Regions from separate parts of the Homo sapiens genome. Here region 2 is linked to region 1. Evidence: chromatin loops called from intact Hi-C (ENCODE). Cell type or tissue: GM12878. All regions are shown on one strand.

Evidence for each region. A loop is a pair of places that touch in the nucleus more often than their neighbours do. Peaks named below come from ENCODE experiments on the same cell type or tissue, not always from the same donor. Only the 100,000 strongest peaks of a DNase experiment are listed, where the experiment ranks them.
Region 2: it touches region 1 in a loop (2.6-fold over the local background); 3 of 110 quality-filtered maps call a loop at or near these places.

The regions. Positions count from the first base shown.
Region 1 is chr7:30,442,478-30,450,477 of GRCh38, reverse strand. It overlaps NOD1 (nucleotide binding oligomerization domain containing 1), which reads left to right. Exons shown (of 14, transcript NM_006092.4): 7 at 2,097-2,180; 8 at 3,428-3,511; 9 at 4,254-4,337. Among named protein-coding and RNA genes, the nearest start is that of NOD1, 32 kb to the left of the region's middle. RefSeq lists an enhancer at 452-952 and a silencer at 4,480-4,639. In GM12878, a CTCF peak has its summit at 4,444; a DNase peak (open chromatin) is centred at 4,507.
Region 2 is chr7:30,174,337-30,182,336 of GRCh38, reverse strand. It overlaps LOC105375217 (a long non-coding RNA gene), which reads left to right. Exons shown (of 2, transcript XR_927147.4): 1 at 1-3,400; 2 at 5,355-5,948. Among named protein-coding and RNA genes, the nearest start is that of MTURN, 43 kb to the right of the region's middle. RefSeq lists enhancers at 3,114-3,163, 5,747-5,806 and a silencer at 5,597-5,656. In GM12878, no CTCF peak of the experiment used is centred here; a DNase peak (open chromatin) is centred at 3,136; H3K4me3 peaks cover 769 bases; H3K27ac peaks cover 1,040 bases.

The DNA.
Region 1 (8,000 bases):
ACCTTGTAAATCTCTACAGGGGGTTAAATTTGCCATTACTTGACTCATGCATTTCTAAAAAGCAGTAGGGATTTGGAACTGACTCCCAGTGCCTGTCACACCAGTGTCAGAGTGTAAATAATTGCATGGGGACATGGGGTGCAGGGGGTCGAAGGCTGCCCTAGCCTGGGAATTGGAAAACCTGGAGTCTGTTCTCTGTACTCTCAGCCAGTGACTCTCCCTCTGTAGCCCCAGGCAGTCTCACACTCAGTGCCACCCTCTGTCCATCTTTTTTTTTTCTCCCCCAAATGGAGTCCCGCTCTGTTGCCCAGGCTGGAGTGCAGTGGCGTGATCTCAGCTCACTGCAACCTCCGCCTCCTGGGTTCAAGCGATTCTCTTGCCCCAGCCTCCTGAGTAGCTGGGATTACAGGCACACGCCACCATGTCCGGCTAAGTTTTTTGTATTTTTAGTAGGACGGGGTTTCCCCATGTTGGCCAGGCTGGTCTTGAAATCCTGACCTCAGGTGATCCGCCCGCCTCGGCCTTCCAAAATGTTGGGGTTACAGGCATGAGCCGCCGCACCCGACCCCTCTGTCCATCTTTTCAATGGGAAACTCCACACCAGTGTGGTGGCCCTGCCCTTCCTGCTGTCCCCAGGTGAAGCTTTCCTTCACACCAGTGCAAGAAAAAACAGCTTGTAGGAAAGCAGAGGATATGGGTAACCACGGGAAGCACACTCAGTTCTCTGGCTGCATCAGTTAGGATTAGTTTTAGCTGAGAGCGAAAACCCCAAATGTTGGTGAGTTACAAGCTTATTTCTCTCATGTAAAAGTCTAGAGGTAGGTAGTTCAGGACTGGTATGGAGTCTCCATGACCCTCCGGAGCCCAGGCTCTCTTCTGCCTTCCTGTTCTGCCATCCTCACTACCCGGCTTTCCCATCTTGGCCCAAGAGGGCTGCTCAAACTCCAGCCATCTAGTCGACACTCTAGCTATCAGTAAGAAGGAAGGGCAAAGATTGAGAGCATGCCTCAATCTTTTAAGAACACTTCTTGGCTATTACTAATTATATTGCTGCTTAGATTTCAGAACTTAATGGTATGGGCAGAATTTAATGAGATGGGCCCAGCTAAAAGATGGGGGAATCTATTGCTAAGAAAGTATAGATATTGGGAATGTCTAGCAGCCTGTGCTGTCTTGGGCTGGCCATGCCATGTACATACACACTATTTCCCAGCACCAAGCTGGGGACTCTGAGGGAAAGGGTCCAGAGTGTCTGACTTGATCATTTTGATGTGGCCTAAAAATCAAGCTTTTAATTGTTCAGCCTTTTACTTGTTATCAAGGTCAGCTTGTGGGTCTAATTGGGCCCAAGGCTTGTGTTTCTAAGTAAAGTTTTATTGGAACGCAGCCATACCCATTTATTTACTTACTGGCTGCTTCACACTACACAGTTGAGTAGCTGTGACAGAGACCACATGGCCCACAGAGCCTAAAATATTTGCTGTCTGACACTTTACAGAATGACATGAGCAGTCTCCTTTGACAGTGGGACTCACAGCCTTTTCCAGTGACAAATCAGGGTTAGCCCATGTGTTTCTGGATGGGGGGAAGCTGTTGGCATTTTGGGTATAACAGTTCTTGTGAGACCTGTCCAGCATTTTGCAGGACACCTAACATCATTGGCCCTGCCTGCAAGATGACAGGGCACTCCCTCCTCCAGTCACAACCACTAAAAGCAGCCCCTGACATTTCCAAACCCATGCCCTCCACCATACGAGAACCAGGTACAGGGTCTGGCTGACACATAGGTCACACGCAAAGGGTGGATGTCAGAGGTGGCTGGCCTCACACGTCCTCCCTGTGTCCTTCACGGTCGTGTGAGGAGCCAGGGGCTGTGCTGCAGCCTCGCTCATGGGCTGGTGCAGGATGGGTCTGGCGGCCCCACGTTGGCCAGGCTTTGTAAGGGGCTATTTGGCTGATTGCTGTGGCCATTCTCCAGGGGCGTCTATACCTGAGAAAACTCCAGGGCCTGAAGGCTTCTGGATCTTTGTAAGATTAATGGTCCTTCATAATGAGTGCCTGCCCTGACTCGTAATTTTTTTGCTGTTTTATTTCAGACTCAGCGTAAACCAGATCACTGACGGTGGGGTAAAGGTGCTAAGCGAAGAGCTGACCAAATACAAAATTGTGACCTATTTGGGGTATGTCTTTCTCCAGAACACTGGGCCAACTACCTAGTAATAATACAGAGCTGCAGGGAATTCACATTCCCATAGGTCCCTGGATGATCGGCACGGATGGCCCAGGGCTGGGAAGAGCGCTGGCCCAGGAGTTGAGAGTCCTGGGTTCTCTTTGTGGCTCGGCCAGTCATGAAGTCTTGCTGAGCCTCAGCCTCCTCACCTGTAAAACTGGGATCCCAGTATAGGCAAGTAGGCTTACAACTGGTTATTGGGGGATGCAACGAGAATATAAGGGGATATATTTAATAAATGCTAGAATCCTGTTTACATATTAGTCTGGACTATTTTGGGTCCATAATCCCTCATCCAGAGCCTTTGGGGCAAGACCCGAATGGGGATTCTGAGTGCATGCTATGGCATGACGTGGCCGCAGGGGTCTAAGGCAGTGCCCCATTTTCAAACACTTTCATATTTCTCCCGCAGAATGTATGAAACAGTCAAACCAAGTGTGGTAAGAAAGACTATAAGTAGCTCCACATCAGTTGCCAAAAGAATTGTGAGAAACTTTGGGCATTCAGAGCCTTTGAGGTTTTGGAGTCTGAGAGAAGGGATTGCGGGCCAGCCCCACACAACTGGTGGCTCTGCAAGCTGGAGCAGTTGTTCAGTTTCTTGGGGCCTCAGTGGCCTTCGATGTTAATGAGGACATGGACGCAAACGACCCCGGGCCACACTCGGCTCCAGGGCTCTGTGTGGCTGTGGAACCCTGGAAGCCTGAGCTTAGCTGCCTTTCAACTTCCATCTGCTGTACTATTGAATTGGCATTGAGCGGTGAGATGGCTGAAAGGTAGACATCGAGAAGTTTTAATATTCAGAATCTTTTCTTCTCAAGACGCTGAATGTAATCTTAGTTGTAAATACCCATCACCTGCCAGTCACCGAGCACTCATGCACCAGGGCTTTGCGTTATGTCCTAAGATCCTCATAACCACCCTGCAAGGGGACTATCATCATTACCTCTGTATTACAGATGGAGAAACTGAGGCACAGAGAGGTAACGTGACTTGTCTCAGGCCATAAAGCTGGGGAAAGTAGTGGAGCTGGTTTTGAACCTGAGCTGTGAGACCTCAGAGCCCTAAACTCTGGTGCCTGTGTGTTCCCCTTTCAACCCAGACTTTGGAAATCAGTAGACACCATATGCTTCAAAAAACAGGGGCTATTAAAATGACATCAGGAGCCAGAAAGTCTCATGGCTGTGCTTTCTCTTGAAGTTTATACAACAACCAGATCACCGATGTCGGAGCCAGGTACGTCACCAAAATCCTGGATGAATGCAAAGGCCTCACGCATCTTAAGTAAGTGGGGTAGGCACCAGGTTCCTTAGTATATTCTCTTGATCACCCCCTTCTGTTGTTCAAAGATTAAATGTCACAGTAAAGAGCTTTCATCCTAAAGCCTTCCACTTGTCCCAGGGCCATGTTGGTCAAGTAAAGATACCTCTGTGTGATCTGTGAGGCTTGGATTCTGGAAGGGCCTCCCGTTATTGGTAGGGGGAAAGGTTGGCATTTTGATTTCATTAACTACTAGGCCGAAGAAAGGACTAACTCTCACCCTTTCTGGTGGTCTTTTTGCCCCAAGGGAGTTTCCTGTCGGGTTGCAAGGAAGAGCTTGGGCCCTTGCCCTGCTGTAGGTGTGCCCTGCGCAGGGGGTGACAGTGCGCCAGGCTTGGAGCCTCTGGTCCTGCCCTGACAGTGGCCACATACCTTGACCCTTGGCAGTCAAAGTGGGACCTCCCAGGTCTCCCGAGGGAAGTCAGTGATGCTGCTGAGGTCAATTAGAGGACCCCAGGGAGGGCTCAGGTCCCTGAGCTTCTGCAGAGACTGTGGACCATCTCCTGGAGAGGAACCCTGACTGACTGTCCTCAGGGCTTCAGTTCCCTCCCTGACAGGAGGCCCAGGCCATGGCTCTTGTGGATCCCAGAAGAAAGTGTACGGTTCCCAAGATGGGGCTGGAAGGGGCTCTGTGCTGGGGAGGAGGGTGACCCACATTGGAGCCCCTGCATAGCTGGAGGCTGACTGTGTGTGACTCTCTCTGCAGACTGGGAAAAAACAAAATAACAAGTGAAGGAGGGAAGTATCTCGCCCTGGCTGTGAAGAACAGCAAATCAATCTCTGAGGTTGGGTGAGTAGAAGGGGATGGATGTATGTGGTACAACCTGCTGTGTGTGTGGGGGGCGGGCCTTGCTGTTCTTTTCATACATCAGTACACCAGAAGGACCACTGGGGCTCGCTGTCGGGGAGAGATAGTGGAGAGCTTTCACCATGCTGCGAAACTGAAACCGTGCCCATTAAGCAATAACTCCCCGGTCCCCCTCCCCCCTGCCTCTTGCAGCCACCCTGCTACTTACTCTCTCTATGGTTTTGACTACTCTACCTCATGTAAGTGGAATCATACAGTATTTGCCTTTTGGGGATGGCTGATTTCACTAGCATCATGTCCTCAAGATTCGTCCACATGGAAGCATGGGACAGGATTTCCTTTTTTTTTTTTTTTTTTTTTTTTTTTGACAGAGTCTCGCTCTGTTGCCCAGGCTGGAGTGCAGTGGCATGATCTCGGCTCACTGCAACCTCTGCCTTCTGGGTTCAAGCGATTCTCTCGCCTCAGCCACACGAGTAGCTGGGATTATAGGCACCCGCCACCAATCCCAGCTAATTTTTGTATTTTTAGTAGAGGCGGGGTTTCACCATGTTGGCCAGGCTGGTCTCAAACTCCTGACCTCAAATGATCCACCCACCTCGGTCTCCCAAAGTGTCAGGATTATAGGCGTGAGCCACCGTGCCCCGCCAGGATTTCCTTCTTTTTTAAGGCTGAGTAATACTCCATTGCATGGCTATGCCACATTTTGTTTACTCATTCATCCAAGAACAGACACTGGCTTGCTTCTATGCTTTGGCTGTTGTGAATAATGCTGCTGTGCACATGGGCATACAAATGTCTCTTCAAGGACTGCCTTCAATTCTTTTTTTTTTTTTTTTTTTTTTTTAGATTCTTTTTTTTTTTATTATACTCTAAGTTTTAGGGTACATGTGCACATTGTGCAGGTTAGTTACATATGTATACATGTGCCATGCTGGTGCGCTGCACCCACTAATGTGTCATCTAGCATTAGGTATATCTCCCAATGCTATCCCTCCCCCCTCCCCCGACCCCACCACAGTCCCCAGAGTGTGATATTCCCCTTCCTGTGTCCATGTGATCTCATTGTTCAATTCCCACCTATGAGTGAGAATATGCGGTGTTTGGTTTTTTGTTCTTGCGATAGTTTACTGAGAATGATGGTTTCCAATTTCATCCATGTCCCTACAAAGGATATGAACTCATCATTTTTTATGGCTGCATAGTATTCCATGGTGTATATGTGCCACATTTTCTTAATCCAGTCTATCATTGTTGGACATTTGGGTTGGTTCCAAGTCTTTGCTATTGTGAATAGTGCCACAATAAACATACGTGTGCATGTGTCTTTATAGCAGCATGATTTATACTCATTTGGGTATATACCCAGTAATGGGATGGCTGGGTCAAATGGTATTTCTAGTTCTAGATCCCTGAGGAATCGCCACACTGACTTCCACAATGGTTGAACTAGTTTACAGTCCCACCAACAGTGTAAAAGTGTTCCTATTTCTCCGCATCCTCTCCAGCACCTGCTGTTTCCTGACTTTTTAATGATTGCCATTCTAACTGGTGTGAGATGATATCTCATAGTGGTTTTGATTTGCATTTCTCTGATGGCCAGTGATGATGAGCATTTCTTCATGTGTTTTTTGGCTGCATAAATGTCTTCTTTTGAGAAGTGTCTGTTCATGTCCTTCGCCCACTTTTTGATGGGGTTGTTTGTTTTTTTCTTGTAAATTTGTTTGAGTTCATTGTAGATTCTGGATATTAGCCCTTTGTCAGATGAGTAGGTTGCGAAAATTTTCTCCCATGTTGTAGGTTGCCTGTTCACTCTGATGGTAGTTTCTTTTGCTGTGCAGAAGCTCTTTAGTTTAATTAGATCCCATTTGTCAATTTTGTCTTTTGTTGCCATTGCTTTTGGTGTTTTGGACATGAAGTCCTTGCCCACGCCTATGTCCTGAATGGTAATGCCTAGGTTTTCTTCTAGGGTTTTTATGGTTTTAGGTTTAACGTTTAAATCTTTAATCCATCTTGAATTGATTTTTGTATAAGGTGTAAGGAAGGGATCCAGTTTCAGCTTTCTACATATGGCTAGCCAGTTTTCCCAGCACCATTTATTAAATAGGGAATCCTTTCCCCATTGCTTGTTTTTCTCAGGTTTGTCAAAGATCAGATAGTTGTAGATATGCGGCATTATTTCTGAGGGCTCTGTTCTGTTCCATTGATCTATATCTCTGTTTTGGTACCAGTACCATGCTGTTTTGGTTACTGTAGCCTTGTAGTATAGTTTGAAGTCAGGTAGTGTGATGCCTCCAGCTTTGTTCTTTTGGCTTAGGATTGACTTGGCGATGCGGGCTCTTTTTTGGTTCCATATGAACTTTAAAGTAGTTTTTTCCAATTCTGTGAAGAAAGTCATTGGTAGCTTGATGGGGATGGCATTGAATCTGTAAATTACCTTGGGCAGTATGGCCATTTTCACGATATTGATTCTTCCTACCCATGAGCATGGAATGTTCTTCCATTTGTTTGTGTCCTCTTTTATTTCCTTGAGCAGTGGTTTGTAGTTCTCCTTGAAGAGGTCCTTCACATCCCTTGTAAGTTGGATTCCTAGGTATTTTATTCTCTTTGAAGCAATTGTGAATGGGAGTTCACCCATGATTTGGCTCTCTGTTTGTCTGTTGTTGGTGTATAAGAATGCTTGTGATTTTTGTACATTGATTTTGTATCCTGAGACTTTGCTGAAGTTGCTTATCAGCTTAAGGAGATTTTGGGCTGAGACGATGGGGTTTTCTAGATAAACAATCATGTCGTCTGCAAACAGGGACAATTTGACTTCCTCTTTTCCTAATTGAATACCCTTTATTTCCTTCTCCTGCCTGATTGCCCTGGCCAGAACTTCCAACACTATGTTGAATAGGAGCGGTGAGAGAGGGCATCCCTGTCTTGTGCCAGTTTTCAAAGGGAATGCTTCCAGTTTTTGCCCATTCAGTATGATATTGGCTGTGGGTTTGTCATAGATAGCTCTTATTATTTTGAAATACGTCCCATCAATACCTAATTTATTGAGAGTTTTTAGCATGAAGGGTTGTTGAATTTTGTCAAAGGCTTTTTCTGCATCTATTGAGATAATCATGTGGTTTTTGTCTTTGGCTCTGTTTATATGCTGGATTACATTTATTGATTTGCGTATATTGAACCAGCCTTGCATCCCAGGGATGAAGCCCACTTGATCATGGTGGATAAGCTTTTTGATGTGCTGCTGGATTCGGTTTGCCAGTATTTTATTGAGGATTTTTGCATCAATGTTCATCAAGGATATTGGTCTAAAATTCTCTTTTTTGGTTGTGTCTCTGCCCGGCTTTGGTATCAGAATGATGCTGGCCTCATAAAATGAGTTAGGGAGGATTCCCTCTTTTTCTATTGATTGGAATAGTTTCAGAAGGAATGGTACCAGTTCCTCCTTGTACCTCTGGTAGAATTCGGCTGTGAATCCATCTGGTCCTGGACTCTTTTTGGTTGGTAAACTATTGATTATTGCCACAATTTCAGAGCCTGTTATTGGTCTATTCAGAGATTCAACTTCTTCCTGGTTTAGTCTTGGGAGAGTGTATGTGTCGAGGAATGTATCCATTTCTTCTAGATTTTCTAGTTTATTTGCGTAGAGGT
Region 2 (8,000 bases), 270 kb after region 1:
GGCAGCTTGAATCATCTTGGTGGGGGTAATTCAGTCCCATCTAATTTTGGGACAAAATGAAAGCTGTGTTCTTCATAACAAATGACTGAGACTTTTCACAAACTGGATAATTTTCCAGTGGAAATACCCAAATAAGAGTAATCACTAGTAGATCTGTTAAGATTGGTGAGTAAAATTTGACATTAACCAAAAGAACTGAATGCATTGGCTTATTATTATTATTCTCTTCATTCTTTTCTTTTTGAAAGTGCTGATTTCATTCCACACATCCCATGTGCCAGCTATTATTACATTTCTGTGTTTCAAAAATTTTCTCTGGGCCAATTCGGAGAAGGCTGGCTCCTGCCCCTCATTCAAAGCAAACAGCCCGTATGTCTCCCTAAATGTTGAGCTTTTACTTTGAAGCTTAAATTTAGTCTTGTTTTTTAATGTAAACAAATCTGCAGATTAGATGGCAGAAATGTGTGTCTCTAGGAGACAGCCTATAGTGTTTCTTTAGCTCGTTGTGAAAACTCCATGTTTCGCACCGATCATGGATTTCTTACTACAGTCTTTCTATTCTTCCCTCCCTTTTTCTTTCCTTTTTCCTTCACATGTGCTATGGTTTGGATATAGTTTGTCCTCACCAAAAGTGATGTTGACATTTGATTCCCAGTGGGGTAGTGTTGGGAGGTGAGGCCTAGCAGGAGGTGTTTGGGTCATGGGGGCAGATGCCTTACAAATACCTTGGTGCTGTAACTGCAGTAGACAGTGAAATCTCATTCTGGGAAGGCTGGATCAGGAAAGGGATTCGTTCCTACAAGAGTGCATTGGTATCAAGCCAGGACACCCCTTGGATTTTGCCCCTTGGCGCATTTCCGCTTCCCCTTTGACCTTCCGCCATGTTGTGACGCAGCATGAAAGCCCTCACCAGCAGCTGAGCAGATGCCAGCTCTCTGTGTAAATCATCCAGTCTCAAGTATTCTCTTACAGTAACACAAAGCAGACTAAGACAACACGGTTCCCTGAAACTTAGCTTCTCAGTTGTCTCCATTAGCACTTTTTAATAGGTCATAACTTTGCCAGAGTAAGTAAATCCAACTTGGAACAAGTCAGACTGAGGATTTTCCCCAAAATGAGTTTCCATAGAAATCATGGTAAGCCCATGAAAGAAAATTTCCTTGGAATTAAACAAAAATGCCATACAATTGTCAGGATCTAATTCAGCCTCATCAAACTTCATCTAAAAGCAACGGTGCTGGATGGCAGAATGGAGAACTGTGTGACCTCCCTCCCAGGACCATGGTTCTCTTGAACCTGAATATGTTATTTCAGATCCAATCATTAGACCATTTATTAAATATCCATCTGGCATATCAGACACACTGGGTAATTAGCAGTGATGAGTAAGAATACAAGAGCAGACCAATTATAAAACCTCCTCCTATTAGTCATATGGTTACCAATTATCACACGCAAGCCAAATCCTGTCCATAGTCAACATTCAAAAAATAAAATCTATTAACAAGGCAGGCTTTTAAGTTCATGATGTCAGGATTGTGCTGAACTGCACACATCAGAATGGAAATACATTAGGTCAACAGATAGAGTGAAAAATACAAGATAATAAGATCCAGAAGAGTCAGAACCAAAAGAGCTGGGACCTGACAGAACCATGTGGCCAAAGCTGAATGTCAAGATTTCACGACTTGGGCAAAATTGTTACTAAGCTTAATATTGTTGCTTTGAGGGGTCTGTAAGCTTTGAGGGTCATGAACCCTGTCTACTTTTACTCTCCCTCATATCTTCAGCACCAAACAGCCCCCACCTTATAGTACATATTCAATAAGCATTTTATAAACTAGTGACTACATGAATAATGAATAAAGTGAAATTTGTCTTTTTGACCAGCTTTTCTATCTTTTGTCACAAGCACTGTCTCTCTTGGTCAAATTCTTGAGATACCTTGCAGACTATGATAAGCAATGGCCTGTTACTCAAACCTTCCTGATTTGTTTGGTTGTTCTATTCTTCATCAAACCTCAACTACCTTAGAACCCTTTCTCTCAGAGCCAGTTCATTACATGAACTTATTTATGCTGGTTAATGAATGCAAATAAGTGGACCTATTCCTTATAATAGGCTTCCATTTTAACATTTTAACATCATGGTTAGGAGTGAGGACTTTGGAGTCAGACCTGGGTTGGAATCTGCCACTTAGTAACTAAGACCTGGAGCAAGTTACTTAGACTTTTAGTTTCCTCATCTGTAAAAGGATGTAAATAGTTCAATACCTATCTCATCGTGTGGTTATGAGCATTAAAAGCAGTCTCCACGTAGAATGCTTAGCACTTAGCTCACAGTAAATCATCAGTTCTCAGAGTGTCTTCCCACACTCCAGCATCACCATCACTAGTTAGTTATGTGTTAGAAATGCAGATTCTCGGCTCCACGCTAGCTTTTGAATCAGAAACTCTGGGGGTGAGGTCCATTAATCTGTGTTTTAATCAGGTTTCCAGGTGATTCTGATGTAAGCTAAAGCTTGAGAACCACTGTAGTAAATGTTAGCTGTAGTAATAATAATAATAATAAATTATAGCTAGCATTTATGTTATAATAATGTGTTGATATTGTTACTAATTTGACAGAGACCATCTAGAATACTACTTTAGTTGAGTTGTGTTCCATCCAAGTTCTGGGAAGCCTGGGGGCTCATGGAGTTATATTGGAGGCCACTGCAAAATGAGGAGGGGCAAATCACAAAGAGAGATCTAGGTTGTCCCCAGCCCTGCTTTGACAAGTGAGCTCAGCTTTATCAGTTTTATATACTTCCGTTCCGTTCCATTCCATGTTAAGTTTGCTTGACAAAAGAGTTCTGCTCTGAGATAAATCTTGAAAATCACTGCCTTCCCCAAAGTGCCAATGGGAATTGGACTGGACTATGAGAGGGAAACAGGGGACCAGAAGATTTTCCTGGGCTGCTCCCCACAAAGGATGATTAACGCCAGCCCTGCATTCAGATCCAAACTCCACAAACAGTCTCTGGGAATTGTGCTGGGCACGGTGCCTTTTGTCAGACATCATATTATTCAGTCCTTACAAGGTGTTACTTCCCCTTCTTTTCAGATGAGAAAATGAAAGTGAAAAGAAGTTAAGTAACTTGTCCAAGGTCACACAGCTAGTGGAGCTGGGACTAGAGACAGATCACATGATTCTGAGATTTGTTCTCATTCTCCAGGAATGGCTGCTGGTCATCCTGAGTGGCTAACAACACCCCCAGGGAAATCAACCCTAGGGTGCTGGACGGACTCTGCAGAGATGTCAGATCCCACTTTTGGACTAATGGACAGCAGGCAGCTGGCTTCTGCTCCACCATTTGCTCAGCACCAAGGCCTGGGACAACTTATTGGTTCCTTACAAAGTGAGTCATGGTCACAAAGAATTAGAAAGTCCTCAGATTTTGGAGTTCAGAGGGGCTTTTCTCTATGGGCAAGTCAGTCAGGCTAGGAAGATGGTCTCAATACACTAGATATGTAGGAGTAGGGAGCTATGAGTACAAGAATCCAAATGCCAACCCTGTAGCCATGCCAACCTATAACCAGATTTATTGCATGGTTTTAGGCAAGTCAAGTTTAGTCCTTTACACCTTGGTCAAAGGCCTAAGTAAATGGTCAAACCTTTTACTTGCCATCCTAGGTGAACTTTGTTTTTTTGTGGGGTTTTTTTTTTTTTTTTTTTTTTTTTTTTAGAGTTAGAGTCCTGCTCTGTTGCCCAGGCTGGAGCAGTCATGTGATCATAGCTCACTGCATCCTTGAACTCCTGGGCTCAAGCGATTTCCCCCCACCTCAGCCTCCTGGCTAGCTAGGACTGCAGGTACAACTGCCATGTCTGGATAATTTTTCATATTTCTTTGGTAGAGACGGAGACTTGCTTTGTGGCCCAGTCTGATCTTGAACTCCTGGACTCAAGCGATCCTCCCACCTCTGCCTCCCAAAGTGCTGGGATTAGAGGCATGAGCCATTATGCCTGGCCCCAAGGTGAACTTTAAAACCAAATTAAATAATATTGAGAGATCTTTAAGCTCCTTGGAAAGTTGCACCAGATAAATATTTTTGTCATTAACTGCAGTATTACTTATTCACTTATTAGCTCATTGCAGAAACGTTTATTAAGCACTTTCCATGTGCCAGGCATTATGCCAGGTACTGGGGATATAAGGGTGAACAAGACAGCTGTGGTTTTAGCCTTCTAAGAGCCTATGATTTGGTGGGAGCGGGAATCTTCGGGAATGGTCTGTCCTGTGCTGATTACACAGAAGTGCTATTAAGTATTTATTATGTTTTAGGCACAGTGCTAAGTGCCACACACAAATTAGTATTTCACTTTCTTCTCACACTGATCCTTTGAGGTAGGAAAAATGATGTCCACATTACAGAAAAGGAAACTGGGACTCAGAAAGTTAGAGTAACCTGCCAAAGTAAAGTTCACTGTTACTAAATGACGAGATCTAATTTTAAAACCATGCTGTTAGCCTCTATGTTATAGGTATTTATGTACATACATACCCATGTATAAGGAATATGTTTTTCAGTGCTTTAGAAGGATATATATGGCCTTTAGTAAGTTTTCAATAAATATTAATTAAATCAATATACAGTTTGGGGTCGAGCTAGAGATAGAAAGTCCCAGTTGAGGAGATGAATCGGGGTGCTCCTGGGAACTGGAGTAACTCTTCTGAGGAGCACTGAAAAGAGAGTCTACTCAGTGGCAGGCTGAGAAACAGGCTTGGGAGAAGAGGGGTGCCCGAGACTGAAGCTGGGTTGCCGAGAAGCCACAACACTGGAATCATCCCTGCGAGAAGTTTTCAGGGAGCAGTGGTGGCAGAGATGGGGCGAGAAGGCTGACACCTGCCATCTTTCCCAGCTGTCACTGCAGGGCACTTGGTTGATCAGGGACTGGGCTGTCTCCACTCAAAGGACTTGGGAGAAGGCAACTCACACAGAAGGCTGGTGAGGTGGTGGCTGGCTCTCTCCTGCTCCTCTGGCCCGCCTCCTTCCCTGCAGTGGCAGTGTTACATACATGGACAGTTTGCAGGTCTGGGTAGAGAGAGATGATTTACCTGTGGTCTCTGGGGTGCAGGACTGGTTTGAAAGGTGACAGGCATTTTTATCAGCTGCTTTTATAGACAGAACACTGTTCCTCCATTTATCACTTCAGCTTCTCAGCTTTAAATTGCATTCCGTTTTGGAAACCCATGCTAATTTGCAAGTCCCACTTTTCTATTGTTAAAACCAGATTACTCAACTTCCCTGGCTAAAAGAGTACTTAGTAGAGTCACATGAAGAAAGAACTATCATCGTTCCCTTTTTGTTCAGGCCACAGCAGAGCACAATCATGGAGGATCCAGGATTGCATAGAAGGAAGCAGCCAAGCATTGGAGGTCGACATGCCTGTGCCCAAATCCCACGTGTTATGTCCTGTGTGGGTTGACACTGGGATGGCTGGTGACCTGCTCCTTGTGTTCACACCCTGTGTAGTGGGGGTGCCTCCCAAGTGTGGGCTGGCCTAGCAACTTGCTTCTAACCAAAGGTGACAGGGTGTCACTTCTAAGATTAGGTTTCAAGAGATTGTAGCCTCCCTTACAAGCAGATTCTTTATTGCCTTCTCGGGTCACACACATTGATAAAGTAAGCAGGCCCATGTGGCAAGGAACTGACAGTGACCTCCAGCCAACAGCTGGCAGGAACTGAGGCCCTTGGTCTAACTGCTCAGATGGAACTGAATTCTGTCAACTGCGGAATGCCTTAGAGGCAGGTCCTTGCCCGGCTGAGCTTCCAGATGAGCCCCCAGCCCTAGCTGACACCTGGACTGCAGCCTCATAAGAGACCCTGAAGCAGAGGATTCTGCAGAGACACACCCAGATTCCTGAGGCACAGAAACTGTGAGATAATAAATGTGTTTTTGCTGTTGTTGTTGTATTTTCTTTTTCTTACCCTGTTGCCCAGGCTGTAGTGCGGTGGCAATCATAGCTCACTGCAGCCTCAAGCTCCTAGGCTCAAGCCTCAGCCTCCAGAGTAGCTGGGACTATAGGCACATGCCCGGCTAATTTTTTAAAATTTTTTGTAGAGATGGGGTGTTGCTATATTGCTCAGGCTGGTCTTGAACTCCTAGCCTCAAGTGATCTTCCTGCCCTGGCCTCCCAAACTGTCAGGATTACAGGCATGAGCTACGTTACTCGGCTCCAGTATGGGCTGTTTCAAGTTGCTAAGTTTATGGTAGTTTGCTAGACTCTAGTGGAAGATAAGACACTTCCCACCACACAACACTCAGTTTTCTCATCTGTCAAGAGGGCAGGATAATAGTAAAAGTGATGCTAATAATATATCTGCCTCTTGGGAATTAAATGAGCAACTGTGTGAAAGACTATACACATGTTGCAGTTGTCCTGGGTTGGAGCTTGAAGAATAGAGTGAGGGATGGGCGGAGTTACTCAGGAGTTGGCAGGGCTTCTCTGCAGCCATGAAGCTTGCAGAAGGGGGATTCAGACAGGACGTCAACGGAAGGCGAAGTTGGGAAACCCAGAGACCACCAAAGCAGTTCAGCCAGACCAAGCTGGACATTCAAAGGAAAAGCAAGGAGCAGTGCTAAAAATAAGACACAAGGAGTTTTTTATAGGTGCCAGTGATACCGGTGTGTAGGAAGAATCAGTTAGGACCCTATAGTTGTTTAGATTCGTAGCAGAAACTGATTTGTGTTAAAGACATTGGAATCCAGGGCTTGGGTGCCCACACACTTGGCTCTGGGCCCCACCCTATCTTATTAATGGGACTCTCCTCCTCATGCCCATACATCCTAGGGGACTTGTCTTCAAATGTGGTTCTCCAACCCGGATCTCCTTTCCAAACTGCAAACTCTTCAATCCATCTGCCTGCTCAGCATCTCCACTTAAGATTCTAATGGGCGCCTGACATTTAACACGTCCAAATCTGAATGCCTGGTATTTCCTGTGCACTCTGCTCCAGCTGCAGCCTTCCCCAATTCAGTCTAGTTCTGACAGCTTTACAAGAAACTGGGATGATAGAGGACAACAATAACCTTACAGTGTATATTGTAAAAAATGCAAAAATACAGATGTAAGTATATAGAGTACAGATGGTCTTACAATAGTTCAACTTATGATTTTTTCGACTTTAAAATGGTGCAAAAGCAATGCACGTCTCTGAATTCTGAATTTTGATCTTTTCCCGGGCTAGCGCTATGTGGTAAGATTTCAGCTGCCAAGTCAGCCACGCGATCATGAGGGTAAACAAGTGACACCTTACAGTGTGCTGTATTCGATAAATTACATGAGCTATTCAGCACTTTATTACAAAATAGCCTTTGTGTGAGATGATGTTGCCCAGGAGTAGGTTAATGTAAGTGTTCTGAGCATGTTTAAGGTAGGCTGGGCTAAGCTATGATGTTTGGCAGGTTGGTTAAATGCATTGTGACTTATGACATTTTTGCTTATGAAGTTGAGGGGCATCTGTATATGGAGTAAAAAATGAAAGTCTCCCTCCCTCCCTCCGACTGTCCTCACCCAGAGGTAACCACTGTGCACAGTGGAAAGTGCAGCCTCCTGGACCTTTTCCATGGCCTTACTTAGAAAAACGAAAATATACATTTTTTAATATAATGTGATTGGCCTACGTGTATTGTTCCCCTGATATATTCTTTCCAGATAACCATGTATATTGGAGTTGTTCCCATTTCAGAACCTGTAGCTCTACCTGCAATTACATGCTCATGACTTGGGCTTTCTGCTATTCTTTCCTTTTTCTTTTTCTGTCCTTTTATTTAAGATTACCAGCAATTTTACACTGACCACTATATCCATAACATGCAATTATTTCTCCAGGATAGATTTTGAGAAGTGGGATTGTGAAGTCAAAGGGTTTGCACATAAAATCTTTATAGAGACTGAGAAATGATCTTTTAATGTGACCGAGCCAATTTACGTTCCCACCAATAGTGTGTGCCAA